2 separate regions of the Homo sapiens genome follow, and region 2 is linked to region 1. Evidence: chromatin contacts called from ENCODE Hi-C or POLR2A ChIA-PET data. All regions are on one chromosome and are shown on one strand. The core of a region is the stretch at or near the end of the contact, and the rest is flanking DNA. Distances in the headings are between cores, read along the strand shown. Region 1 overlaps CARMIL1 (capping protein regulator and myosin 1 linker 1). Region 2 holds the start of H4C1 (H4 clustered histone 1).

Region 1 (6,469 bases), core at 2,668-5,167:
TCACATTGAACAGTAACTACTGCTGACAAGGCCCCTGAAGAAGAAAGTCAAATTCCAGACCAACCTCAACCCATCATCTTCTGCAAGATCTCGATACCATCTAGACAACTGTGACAGAAGGAAAAGATAAAAAATCTGAGGCTCTATCTCAGAAGGTCCTTAGGGCTCCTGTCAGCTATTGTCTAGCCCATTCATTATCACCACCATATCCTAGGATAGACAGCCCAGTGCCCTTTTATCCTTAAGACTGTCCAGGTTGGGATCAACATCCAAGTATAGCAGTGTAATTATCAACGTTCCCTGGAAAGATGACATGTATAGAAAAATGTCCTATGGAAATGACCCCCACCCAGCCAGCTACCCTATTATAATGACATTAGTGGATTATTAGTGAAATATCTGTGAATAATTAGTGAACATTATTGAAAAATACTATTTCTTGTAGAGTACAAATAGCTATCTTTAAATTAGTTAACTATCTCTTATGAAGGAAACCATTCGGTTTATTTTAGCTTTCAAATCAAATCACGCAACCAACTTTAAAGTTTTTTCACAAGCTTGAAAACACACAAATATTAAAAGCCACAAAGTGGCTGGGCACAGTGGCTCACACCTGTAATTCCAGCACTTTGGGAGGCCAAGGCAGGTGGATCACTTGAGGTCAGCAGTTCAAGACCAGCCTGGCCAACATGGTGAAACCCCATCTCTACTAAAAGTACAAAAATTAGCCAGGCTGATTACAGGTGGTGGTGTTCACGCCTGTAATCCCAGCTACTGGGAAGGCTGAGGCAGGAGAATCACTTGAACCCAGGAGGCAGAGGTGACAATGAGCCGAGATCACACCTCTGCACTCCAGCCTGGGCTGACAGAGCGAGACTGTCGCAAAAAAAATAAAAATTTTTTAAAAGCCAAAAAGTGTGACTTTTTAAAGAGTTGCCTAGGTTGTTTTTAAAACATATATAAAAAATCTAGGCGGGATGCAGTGGCTCATGCTTGTAATCCCACCACTTTGGGAGGCTGAGGCAGGCAGATTGCTTGAGCCCAAAAGTTGGAGACCAGCCTGAGCAACATGACAAATCCCCATCTCTACAAAAAAATATAAAAATAGGCTCGCTTGTTGGCATGTGCCTGTAGTTGTAGCTACTTGGGAGGCTGAGGTGGGAGGATCACTTGAGCCCAAGAGGCAGAGGTTGCAATGAGCCAAGACTGTGCTGCTGTACTCCAACCTGGGTGACAGACTGAGACCCTGTCTCAAAAAAAAAAAAAAAAAAATATATATATATATATATATATATATATGTAAATATATATGTGTACCTATATATGTCTAGAAAAAATTATTTTTAAAAAATTACCAGGTAATGTCAATAATAGCCATATTCCAGAGGCTTAAGAGAAACTTGGCAACAAATTTACTAACATATATTAGCAAAATCAATCATTATAGCACCAAATAATGAGATCTCAAAATAGCACATGTGAAAGGGCAGTGAGCTGCCTAATCACAACTAATTTCAGGAAGAAGTTCATGGTGCATCTAGGAAAGCATTATTATTTTTGCAATACTTCACTTTTGCAATGTTTTAAAATCTGTTTGTTTTTTTAAACTAGGCAATTGCCACCAGAAAAATCTTAAACAGATGATTAGTTCATAATGTATAACAATAGAGTAAAATGCTTCCTAGCACATAGTTCAACACCAGTGGCTAGTCTCACACAGAAAATTTTCCTAGGCAGGAAACTCAGTGTCTCCTGATTCTTCATTCCTAAACTGTATTCTGCTGATATTGCATGCCCTCTTGTAATTATCATGAGTCCTACACATACAGAACAAGACAGACAAAATCTTCATTGCTGCGGCCCACACCAACATTAGCTTGCCTTACCCTGCTTAATTGGCTCTGATCACTGGGCAGAAACAACTCATTGCTTTTTCCTTTTCACATGCTGACTCAAGTATTCCTGGCATCATTAGTCATGTTTCATAGTGTCTAGAATAAAAACAAACTGACATCCAATTCCAGCAATTATTCCATTTTACACTTTGGAGAAAAGAAGTGATCGACACCTTCCAATCTGCCTAAAATCTCAAGCAGCTAACACTTTTGCAAAACAATTTGACTATGCCACATGCCTGTATCCCCAGCTTCTTGGGAGGCTGAGGCAGGAGGATAGCTTGAGTCCAGGAGTTCAAGGGCAGCCTGGGCAACACAGCAAGACCCCCCCAAATCTCAAAAAAGAAAACAATACAATATGACTAAAAGAAGATTTAAAGTTATGCAAAACATATAATAGACAGTGTCATAATTTTTAAACCAATGAGAAGCTGAAAGATTCTTTTGAAGTTTGCTTATAGACTCCAATTAAGAAATAGAAGTCCTCCTCATGTCTTCTCAATTAAAACCATTCCATTTTCTACTGGCAGAGCATCTGTGGATGAGACAAGCACAGTGCCAGGCACTTGGAAATGTTTGGTGAGTACTGAACGTAAAACATGGAAATGTGGGTTTCTCTAGTAGTGGAGGCAGGAAATCCCCATCAGTAAGGAGTAAAAGCTAATTCCCCTTAGGGCAGTCATTCCTACTTTCTTGGTAGTGCCTGTTAAGTAGAGGCCAGGTGTGGTGGCTCATGTCTGTAATCTCAGCACTTTTGGAGGCCGACACAGGAAGATCGCTTGAGGCCATGAATTCAAGACCAGCCTGGGCAACAAAAAGAAGCCTCCCTTTTTTGTTACAAAAAAATTGTAAAAATGTGCTGGGTGTGGTGGTCTGTGCCTATAGTCCCAGCTGCTACACTTTGAGAGGCTGGGGTGAAAGGATTGTTTGAGCCCAGGAGTTGCAGGCTGCAGTGAGCTATGATCATGCCATTGCACTCCAGCCTAGATGACAGAGCAACACCCTGTCTCTTAAAATAAAATAAAATAAAAAAAGGCCAGGTGCGGTGGCTTATGCCTGTAATCCCAGCACTTTGGGAGGCCAAGGCAGGTGGATCACAAGGTCAGGAGTTTGAGACCAGCCTGGCCAACATGGTGAAACCCCGTCTCTACTAAAAATACAGAAAAATTAGCCAGGCATGGTGGCGCCTGCCTGTAATCCCAGCTACTCAGGAGGCTGAGGCAGAATTGCTTGAACCCGGGAGGCGGAGGTTGCAGTGAGCTGAGATCGCTCCACTGCACTCCAGCCTGGGCGACAGAGCGAGACTTCATCTCAAACAAAACAAAACAAAAAAAGTAGAGAAATCCACATCTAAAAGACAAAACATAATAAAACTGTTGTGTGTGCTAAATACCTTCATTTCTATCACCTAATAGTAGCTATTTTAACTAAGGCAGACATCACCAAAAAAAATTAGCCTTTCAATACTCTCCAGCCTTTACTCTACTGTTGTAGAGAGAATAATGATGCCAAATCCAACATAACTTGACATCAAGAAACGCTTCTACATCAAATGAGTTTCAAAACATCCAGAACACCTGCAGACACATTGCAGGTGTAATGCTACAATAGTAACATGGTTCAACAAGGTCTGGAGGCCTCAAACAGTGAGGATTTTTACTTCTACTTGCCTATCTGCTCAAGATCTTTTTCTCTTTTTTTCTTATGAACTGTTTCTCTCATCGTTCTGTTCCTTCCTTTTCTTTCTTCCAACAGATACCCAAAATGACAGAGTCCATTTGCCAACTCACAGCTAGAGGCAAAGAAATCATTACCCACTCGGAAAAGGGGCCCATAGTTGCATCTGGTGATTATTCTCTATTTCATACGATGCTTTCCCTGAGGCCTCAGTCTTCTACTGAAAATATTTTAATTGTAATTATAAAGTCATGACCATCCACATGTATAGCTGGTTTGCTTCAATTAGAAGTCACTGCAACCAAAAAACAAAGCACTTTCAGTTCCTCACACTCATTGTGTTTAATGTTTCCATTGGTTGAATCTCATGAATGGCTCACTGAATTGAAGAAATGCCCCCAAGTAGGAATTCTAAATTCTGCATCTTCAAAAGATGGTCTTCAAAATCACAGAAAGAAAAGCTGCTGAATTGCAGAATATATACTGCTATTGAAAAGGTTATAAATCTTTTAACTTAAAGAAGGGTAGAATTCTTCACTTAGAAAATTCAGAACAACTTATGTTAATGTTTCATTTGTCTTGAACTAGAAACTGTGAGCATAGTGTTCAACAGATTCAGCTATTCACTTATTCATTGACTTTTATATCTCTGCATATGCTCTTCAGCCTATTATCTGGGGAACTATCAAAGAAAAGTTGTGGCCCAAATGCTGGATTTGCCTGTTCCTCAGTTCATAACAAGTATTTCTCAAATGTAGACCTATAACTATAAACACTTTTAACTTTCCTTGAACCAGAGCATTTAAAAATGCATATAGTCTGTACATTAAATGTGTTCTTAGTGAAGTAAAAGGTGACATCATAGAGTGTTATCTAGTCTGTTGTGATTTTTTTTTTTTTTTTTTTGGAGACAGAGTCTCACTCTGTCACCCAGGCTGGAGTGCAATGGTGCGATCTCGGCCTCGCAGGTTCAAACGATTCTCCCGCCTCAGGCTCCTAAGTAGCTGAGATTACAGGCACCGGCCATCATGCCTGGCTAATTTTTGTATTTTTGTGGAGATGGGGTTTCACCATGTTGTTGGCCAGGCTGGTCTTGAACTCCTGACCTCAGGTGATACGCCCACCTCAGCCTCCCAAAGTGCTAGGATTACAGGCATGAGCCACCACAGCCGGCCTCATGATGTCTTGTATTATCTAGTACTATCATGATTTTCACCTATTGCTTGTTACTTTCATGCAAATTCTAATTGACTTTCAAAGTAAAATCAATAAAAATGACCAGTGTTTATATGACATTTACTATGTGCTGGACCTTAGTCTTTGCTTATATTAACTCATTTAACCCTCCTGACAACCCTATGAAGTGGGTACAGTTATTTCTTCAACGTCCTGGGCGGTGTTCGTTTTCATTTTAAAGTTCCTACTCCTAAACCATACTAACAAAGTTCAAGTAGCAAGATATCAGATTACAAACAACAAGCCAGGCATGGTGGCTCAGGCCTGTAATCCCAGCACTTTGGGAGGCTGAGGTAGGTGGATCACTTGAGGTCAGCAGTTTCACCAACATGGTGAAACCCCATCTCTACTAAAAACACAAAAAGTTAGCCAGGTGTGGTGGCAGACACCTGTAATCCCAGCTACCTGGAAGGCTGAGGCAGGAGGATCACTTGAATCTGTGAGGTGGAGGTTGCAGTGAGCCAAGATTGAGCCTCTGCACTCCAGCCTGGGCGACAGAGCAAGATTCCGTCCTCACCACCCACCCCACACACACACAAAGATTATAAACAACAAAATTAATTCCATGTCCTTATATCATACCAAGGTAACTGCTTTGACACTGCAAATAACCAGTGTGATTGGTAAAATAATTAAATGTATTATTAAATGTATTAATTCTTGGGCTATTTGCCCACAGCAAATTTCCAAGGTTAATCCTACCCTTCATTGTGCATGAGGCAAATACACTCGGATGTATCCAGACAGCAAGTTAGCTATGGTTGAGAGAAAGCAAGAACTGCAGGCAAGAACAAGCCCAAAAACAATCTGTAACCTGATTTTGAAAACTAAATATTAATTTCATCACCTTCTTTACCAAATCTTCTAACAAGTAGCAAGTCAGACTGAAGTTTCTCTCTCTTCCTTCCTCTCCATTCTTTGAGGTGCTAATGAGCAGAAAATGAGAGTCTAAGGCTCAGAATAATCTACAGACTGGAATAATGAGTCTTGGAAAAATTCAAGAGCTGAAAGTGAAGCCTTACTAATTTGCACCATGAAAGAGGCCATTTTTTATGTTAGTGCTGACTGATCCAAATCCAAAATAAAAATACCACCAAATCAATATATAACTCTAGAAAACATGTATTCAAAAGTTTGTCATGATCAAAGCGAACACTGTGATTTATTTGGTATCTATTTATCCCAAAAAAGCTACTACTATTTATCTCTTCTGTTTATCTATGTGAAAATAAATTCCAAATGACTATAACAGGGCATGGTCCATAGTAAGTGCTCAATAAATGTTTACTAAATGAAATGCATGAACGAATCATTAGGCCCCTCAGCATTCTCACTTATCTACTCTGTCTCCAGTCCTCACTCCCTGAAAACCACATTGCACAGAGCCACCAGAGGGATTCTTCTAGAACACAAATATAATCATGCCACTCAACTGTTCGAATCCCGTTCATAGACTTCCCCACACCTCACCAGCAAACTGAAGTTCAAACTCTGTCACAGAGCACCTTTGTTACATCTCCAGCCCATTCTCTCACCACTCTTGGCCTTGGATATATGGCAATAATAGTGAAATTCCCCTTGCCTACATGGTGTTCCCTCCTCCCTTCTGTGAACTGGATGCCTTAGATAACGGTTCTCCTGATAAGTTGTACATAACTTTA
Region 2 (6,469 bases), core at 2,829-5,328, 630 kb before region 1:
TTTTCATCAGAAAGGACTAGAGTGATCTATACATCCATAAAATAGAGTATTTCTCTACACAGCCCTACTAAAGAATGAGAAAGCTGTACTCCACTACATACTCTGGTGTACTCTGGCTCAGTTCTTGGACTCCTCTTTTCTTGGCTAACTCAACTGGCCTCACCACTTACATGCTCTGTGCTCTGTCAAATAGTTTGTTCAACAGAACACCACGGCCTAGCTGTAAGTGCCACGTTAACTTCTAGCAATGCCAAAGCCTGTGATAGTGGCAGCTTCGGGCTGTTTCTCATTCCCGGGATGCCTAACCACCTCTCCAAATTCTATCAGTTTGCTTCCACCCACTTCAAGCTTCAGAACGAAACATAGAGCTTAAGAAATATAGGCCCGGCAAGGTGGCTCACGCCTGTAATCCCGGCACTTTGGAAAGCTGAGCCTGGTGGATCACCTGGGGTCAGGGGTTCGAGACCAGCCTGGCCAATATTGTGAAACCCCGTCTCTACTAAAAAAAAAAAAAAAATTAGCTGGGCATGGTTGCGGGCGACTGTAATCCAAGCTACTCGGGAGGGTGAGACAGGAGAATAGCTTGAACTCGGGAGGCAGAAGTTGCAGTGAGTTGAGATCGCGCTATTACACTTAGGCCTGGGAGACAAGAGTGAAACTGTGTCTCTAAATAAGTGTTTGCAATTATAAACCATCTCCCTGACCTTAAATCTCTAGACTCATATACAACTGCATATTTGATGTATCTAATTGAATAATGGGCATCTCGAACTTGTCCAAAATATGTTTATACGTAAACACCAAGTCTGTTCTTCCTCTGATATTTGTCATGTCAATCAATAGAACTCCATTCTTCAAGCAGCTTGGGCCAGGAATTGTGCAATATTGTTTGTCCTGAGCTTCTTACAACTTTCACCCAATGCAGTCAGCTCTGTTGAAAATCAATCAGAATACCTTTCATTGTTTTCTTTGCTGCTTCTCTAGGAGCAAGCTGCCATGGCGGTTTGTCTGAATGACCACAGTGACCCCAAACTGGTCTTTGTTTTCACTTTTAATCCCCCTGTCATACAGTTTTTTCTCTATCCAGCATCAACAGTGATCCTTTTTGAAGGTATTATGTCCACTGTCTGCTGAAAAGATTCCACTGGCTTTCCATCACCTTCATAATAAAAACCAGCATCCTTATCATAGCCTACAAGTAAGATGACCAACCATTACAGTTTGCCTGACTCTCAGGGGTTTCTCAGGGTGTAAGACTTACAGTGCTGAAACTTAGAAAGTTCCAAGCAAACTAGGATGAGCTGCTCAACCTACTAGATCTGTACTCTGGCTACCCTCTGACCTCATTCTCTTCGCAGTTCTTTCTCTTCACTGACCTTGCTGTTTCTGGAATGGACCAAGCATTTCCAGCATCAGCACCTTTATATCTATTCTTTCTCCCTAGAAGGGTCTTGTCCTGGATATCTGAATGGCTCTAGATCTCATTTCATTCAAGCCTCTCCTCAAATACCAACCTTACGAAAGAGACCTCCCATAATCATCCCTTGTAAAATAAGCTTTTCTGCTCATTTAGCATATATATATATAGTTGACTATCCTCAATAGCATATATATATAACATTTCCCCACCTAGAATTATATATGTAATAATATATTTAACAAAAAATACATATAACTAGATATATTTTATTTTGTGTTTGTTCTCTCTCCCCCAACTGGAATATATTTTTTGAAGGTAGGGACTTTGTTTTGTCCCAGAAGTATCCCTAGCACCTTGAACAGGGCTGACGTTTAACAGGTAGTTTATGGAGGTTTGTTGAATGAAAGGATGTGTGAATTTTCTATGTAAGTCTCCAGGCTCTCCACTAAGCCCACCAGAATGCTAACACAATCAATTCCCCATCTCATTCCTTGACCTGCCACTGCCTGAAGCAATCAGCGTGCAGTTTCTCTTTAGAAAATCTGGGGGATAGTCTAGGGGTTGCAAATTAAGCAACATTATCTTTGTTCTGAACAAGGACTGCATGAGTGTTAGGACTGAAGAAGGCCCAAGGTGGTGGTGGGTATGCCTAAGATGAGTATGACATATCAGCAATGCTATGAACATAGCAATGCTATGAAAGGCCAGGCAAAACGTAACAGGAGCTAGTCGTGGCTTATTGTTACAACGACTATACCTCCCATATGGGTAATCGATATCCACACACCCCTCTACATTGACTCTGGAATTCAGGAAAGGGAATTAAAATTTTCTAACTTATGTACCCCAATGATTTCAACAATATCTGGCATATGAGATCAATAAATATCTTTAAAATACCAACTAAGAAAGACATAAAATGACCCACCCTCCATACCAGGCTCATTTTTGCTCCTCTGATTCCTGAAACTATCCAGAATGCAGCTATGAATTCTCTCCATTGTCAGTTTTAAATTAAGCCAAGCTGGGTACTTGTGTAATTCCTCAAGAAATCCTGGATGAAAACTGTCAGGTGGAAAACAGGACCTCAAAATAAAGAGACATCCATCACTGAAGCTAACATCGTGAGGCTGAAATCAGTCCTATAACAATGGTACCAAAAAGAGCACAATGAGAGGCATTTGTGAATATTTACTCAGATGAGAGTAAGATATTTCCCTATCAGCTAACCTGAAGTTCACATCCCTTTTCCAGCTGAGTTCTGAAGCTAGATGTACTTAACTGGAACACATAACTGCATCAGGAACATCCTTTAAAACTATGGCTACCATGGCTTGACTGGACAAACCCCAGGCTTCCAGGTTTAGCACAGGTGGCCCTTCACAGACCAACATTGCCTATGCTACCAACCTCATGTCCTACCACCCTGCTTGCATCATTTCTCTCTCTGCATATATAAAAATATATGTGTATGTATATAATCAGCTTTATTGATATTTAATGTACCACAAAATTTGCCCACTTTAGGTACAGTTCAATGAATTTTACCGTGTTTTCTTAGTTGTACAACCATCATCACAATTTAATTTCGGAATATTTCTATCACCCAAATTTCCATTTCTGCGTAAAGGGGGAAAAAAAAAGGTTAACTGCTGAAGGCCGCGGTAACACTGAAAAAGGTGCCTTTTCTCTCTAAAACAGATTTTAATCTCCCCTGAATTTAGTGTCCTGGGTATTCCAGGAGTCTGAATAGGGTTTCAATTTTCAGGGTCTTTTTAATAGAGTAAAACTGTATTGGTGGCGATAAATTTAGTATTGCTCTCAGTACATGATTGAGGGATACTTAAATGTCTCTGTGATTTTATTTCATAATCGCTAAAAGATGGTTTTTTTTTTTCCTAAAACAGGGTTTTTGTTTTTTCTCAATAAGCTTCTTAGCTTCCCCTCCGGCTCCCTGGCTTGCCTCAGGAAATATTAGCTCATCAGTTCTGATTGGTTGACAGCTACGAATGGCCCTCATTGATTGGGCAGCGCTTCTTTGTCCCTTGGAAACTAATACAAATTTTTAACACTACTTTTTTTCCACTCTTTCTTCAGAGTTGGAATATCGTTGCTCCCCTACCCATATGTAGTGAGTGGAGGGCAAACTTGGAGTTCCCCTAATCTTTCCTTTTTAGGATGTCAGCTCAGTATCATTCATCTTAATTACACATTGAGCTTCTTGACTTAATGGATACAGCTCTTCTTTTGTTTAGTTGGGCGGCCCTGAAAAGGGCCTTTGGTTCAGAAATGCAAGCTGTGGAGAAATCAGCAACCTTAACCGCCAAAGCCATAAAGGGTGCGTCCCTGGCGCTTAAGCGCGTAGACCACGTCCATGGCAGTGACTGTCTTGCGCTTGGCGTGCTCCGTATAGGTGACAGCGTCACGGATCACGTTCTCCAAAAACACCTTGAGCACCCCGCGAGTCTCCTCGTAGATCAGACCAGAGATCCGCTTCACACCGCCACGCCGGGCCAGACGCCGGATGGCCGGCTTGGTGATGCCCTGGATGTTGTCACGCAACACCTTGCGGTGGCGCTTGGCACCCCCCTTACCCAAACCCTTCCCGCCCTTACCACGTCCAGACATGACTTCCCAAGAAGTGAACCAAGAGCAAGTGAGAGAATAGGAAACCGATCTTTATATATCTACGTTACCCCTGCCCCCACCTCCAGCGGACACTGAGACTGAAAAGCGCGCAGGCGGGAAATGTGACGCCTACAGTCCGCTCCTTTAACCCCTCCTCCAAGCCCCAGGAAATGGCGGGAGCAGCGATTGGGGGAGGGTGGGGAGATGAGGGTGGGACCAAGCAGGCTTGACCAATGGCCTTTATTTTCTTAACAGAGCTACAGGCTTTGAGGAACTGGGTTAAGAATTAAATGTAAACCCATTCTGACTCCAGAATTATTTTAAGTCGAACTTTTTTTTTAACCGAATCTCTCTGTCGCCCAGACTGGAGTACATTAGAGCCATCTCGATTCACTGAAACCTCTGCCTCTCAGGTTCAAGTGTTTCTCCTGCCTCAGCCTTCAGAGTGTAGCTGGGATTACAAGCGCTCGCCGTCGCGCCCGGCGTGTTTTTGTATTTTTCGTAGAGACGGGATTCGGCCATGTTGGCCAGGCTGATCCCGAACTCCTGATTTCTGGTAATCCGCCCGCCTCAGCCTCTCAAAGTGCTTGAATTACAGGCGTGAGTCACCGCGACCGGCCGAAATCGATTGGTTTTGAAGCCTTCAGTAGCATTAAAACGAAAAGTGCTCCCAATGCATTCCCTTTTGTCTTAAATTGGTTTCTTACAGCTACTTTACTTGAAAAGGTGGTGGCTCTGAAAAGAGCCTTTGCTTGGACCGTCAGAGAGACCACAGTAATCACGCCCTCTCTCCGCGGATGCGGCGGGCGAGCTGGATGTCCTTGGGCATGATAGTGACGCGCTTGGCGTGGATGGCGCACAGGTTAGTGTCCTCAAATAGCCCTACCAAGTAGGCCTCGCACGCCTCCTGCAGAGCCATCACAGCGGAGCTCTGGAAACGCAGGTCTGTTTTAAAGTCCTGCGCAATCTCGCGCACCAGGCGCTGGAAAGGTAGTTTACGAATAAGCAGTTCAGTGGACTTCTGATAACGGCGGATCTCGCGCAGAGCCACGGTGCCCGGCCGGTAGCGGTGGGGCTTTTTCACGCCGCCGGTGGCCGGAGCGCTTTTGCGGGCTGCCTTAGTGGCCAACTGTTTGCGTGGCGCCTTGCCACCAGTAGACTTCCGAGCAGTTTGCTTAGTGCGAGCCATGACGGAAAAACAGCACAGCGGAACACCCAACACTAGCGCAAATACGCCCATGAGCTGCTCTATTTATAGTGTGTAAAGTGCAGTGATTGGATGATAGAAGACGCTAAATATGACGTTACACACTCTGATTGGTCTATCTTTAAGCCAGCAACAATCGTGCAGTTTCACCGGCTACTATATTCTATTCCAACTCTACAGATGATTATTTAAGTGGTATTTTATTACTACTATTATTTTATTTTACTTTTGCTTTGTTCCCCAAGCTGGTCTTAAACTTGGGCTCAAAGGATCTTCCCGCCTCAGCATCCAGAGTAGCTGGGATTACAGGGGAGCCCCACTGCGCCGGCTTGGACTTTAATTTTTTAAACTTGTCCTCTTCTACATCTGGTTTTCATAACCTGAAGGCTGTGTTTATTTTCCATAAAACAAGGCATTGATTCCAAAGGTATTATAATTCCCCAATTCCGTATAACCTTCAGCTCTTTAGGAAAAAAAAAAAAAAAAAAAAAAAGAGGGAATACTGCTCACCTCCTCTCCGGAAATGTACCCTTTACGGGAATTTCTGAAACCTTTCACAAGAATTGGATTCCTTTGTAATGCTTTAATTGACTTAGGAGTGTTATTGAAATCTACAAAGCATCTCAAACATAGTAGGATTACACTATTACTCAGAAACATTTTCTATGAGACGTCTTTCTCTTGATTATGCTCTTTGAATCCTAAACTTGCAGCGTTCTGCAGCTTTTGTTTTCTAAAGCCTAGGTGTACTCTGCCAGTCACAAAATGGCGTTTCTCCAGCACTGCCGCCAGGTACCACCAGCTGGGAGTTGTTCCTCTTGCGGAGCAGGAGGTGGACTTGGCCCAAGAGAAACTGGATAGTGGTTCGCAAGGAACATAATTTAGCATTGCCAAGAGCTAATGCAATCATTTTGAAAATCTCAAAACACTGAAAAGTGGATTGTGACCTTTTTAAATTCACAAGAGACAGGCCACATTCTATCTTTTGATTGGTTTAGGCTATTTTCTTGAACAGCCATTTAGAAAGCAGATCTATCATCCTTCATTTGCATGGAGCGTTCCCATTTTATTTGAAACCAGTTTAACCCAATAGAAAAAAGGGAGGCAGAACCCATTATTTAAAGTGGAAACTCCTGAATCAGATAATTAGGAGTATTTCCTTTTCAAAAGTTGCGTTTTTTCAGATACCTCGCTTATTACACTAAGAAAGGTTT

The links. Hi-C counts contacts between places; a loop is a spot of excess contacts on that map. ChIA-PET counts read pairs that join two places held with the same protein, here RNA polymerase II (POLR2A). Pooled maps may share reads with other maps.
Region 2: a map of OCI-LY7 shows a loop between it and region 1 (6-fold over the local background). The contact joins the promoter of H4C1 here to the enhancer-like site in region 1. A Hi-C loop is called at or near these places in 2 of 168 maps with a recorded cell type or tissue (OCI-LY7 and Ramos) and 1 of 50 pooled maps. POLR2A ChIA-PET finds 5 or more read pairs at or near these places in 4 of 52 experiments (HEK293, OCI-LY7 and activated naive CD4-positive, alpha-beta T cell).

The regions. Positions count from the first base shown.
Region 1 is chr6:25,385,124-25,391,592 of GRCh38, reverse strand. The region is part of intron 2 of CARMIL1 (capping protein regulator and myosin 1 linker 1); the gene reads right to left. The region is part of intron 1 of LOC124901281 (a long non-coding RNA gene); the gene reads left to right. Among named protein-coding and RNA genes, the nearest start is that of CARMIL1, 110 kb to the right of the region's middle. Within about 2 kb of position 3,917, at least 2 of the 41 ENCODE cell types and tissues checked have a DNase peak (open chromatin) inside an H3K27ac peak, as active enhancers do; they include OCI-LY7, where a contact is called at or near this core.
Region 2 is chr6:26,019,258-26,025,726 of GRCh38, reverse strand. It overlaps H4C1 (H4 clustered histone 1), which reads right to left and starts at 4,078. Exons shown (of 1, transcript NM_003538.4): 1 at 3,677-4,078. The coding sequence starts at 4,048. The coding sequence ends at 3,737. H3C1 (H3 clustered histone 1) reads right to left here and starts at 5,276. Exons shown (of 1, transcript NM_003529.3): 1 at 4,769-5,276. The coding sequence starts at 5,237. The coding sequence ends at 4,827. RefSeq lists enhancers at 3,484-3,713, 3,864-4,093, 3,315-4,130, 4,434-4,483, 4,514-4,613 and 3 more.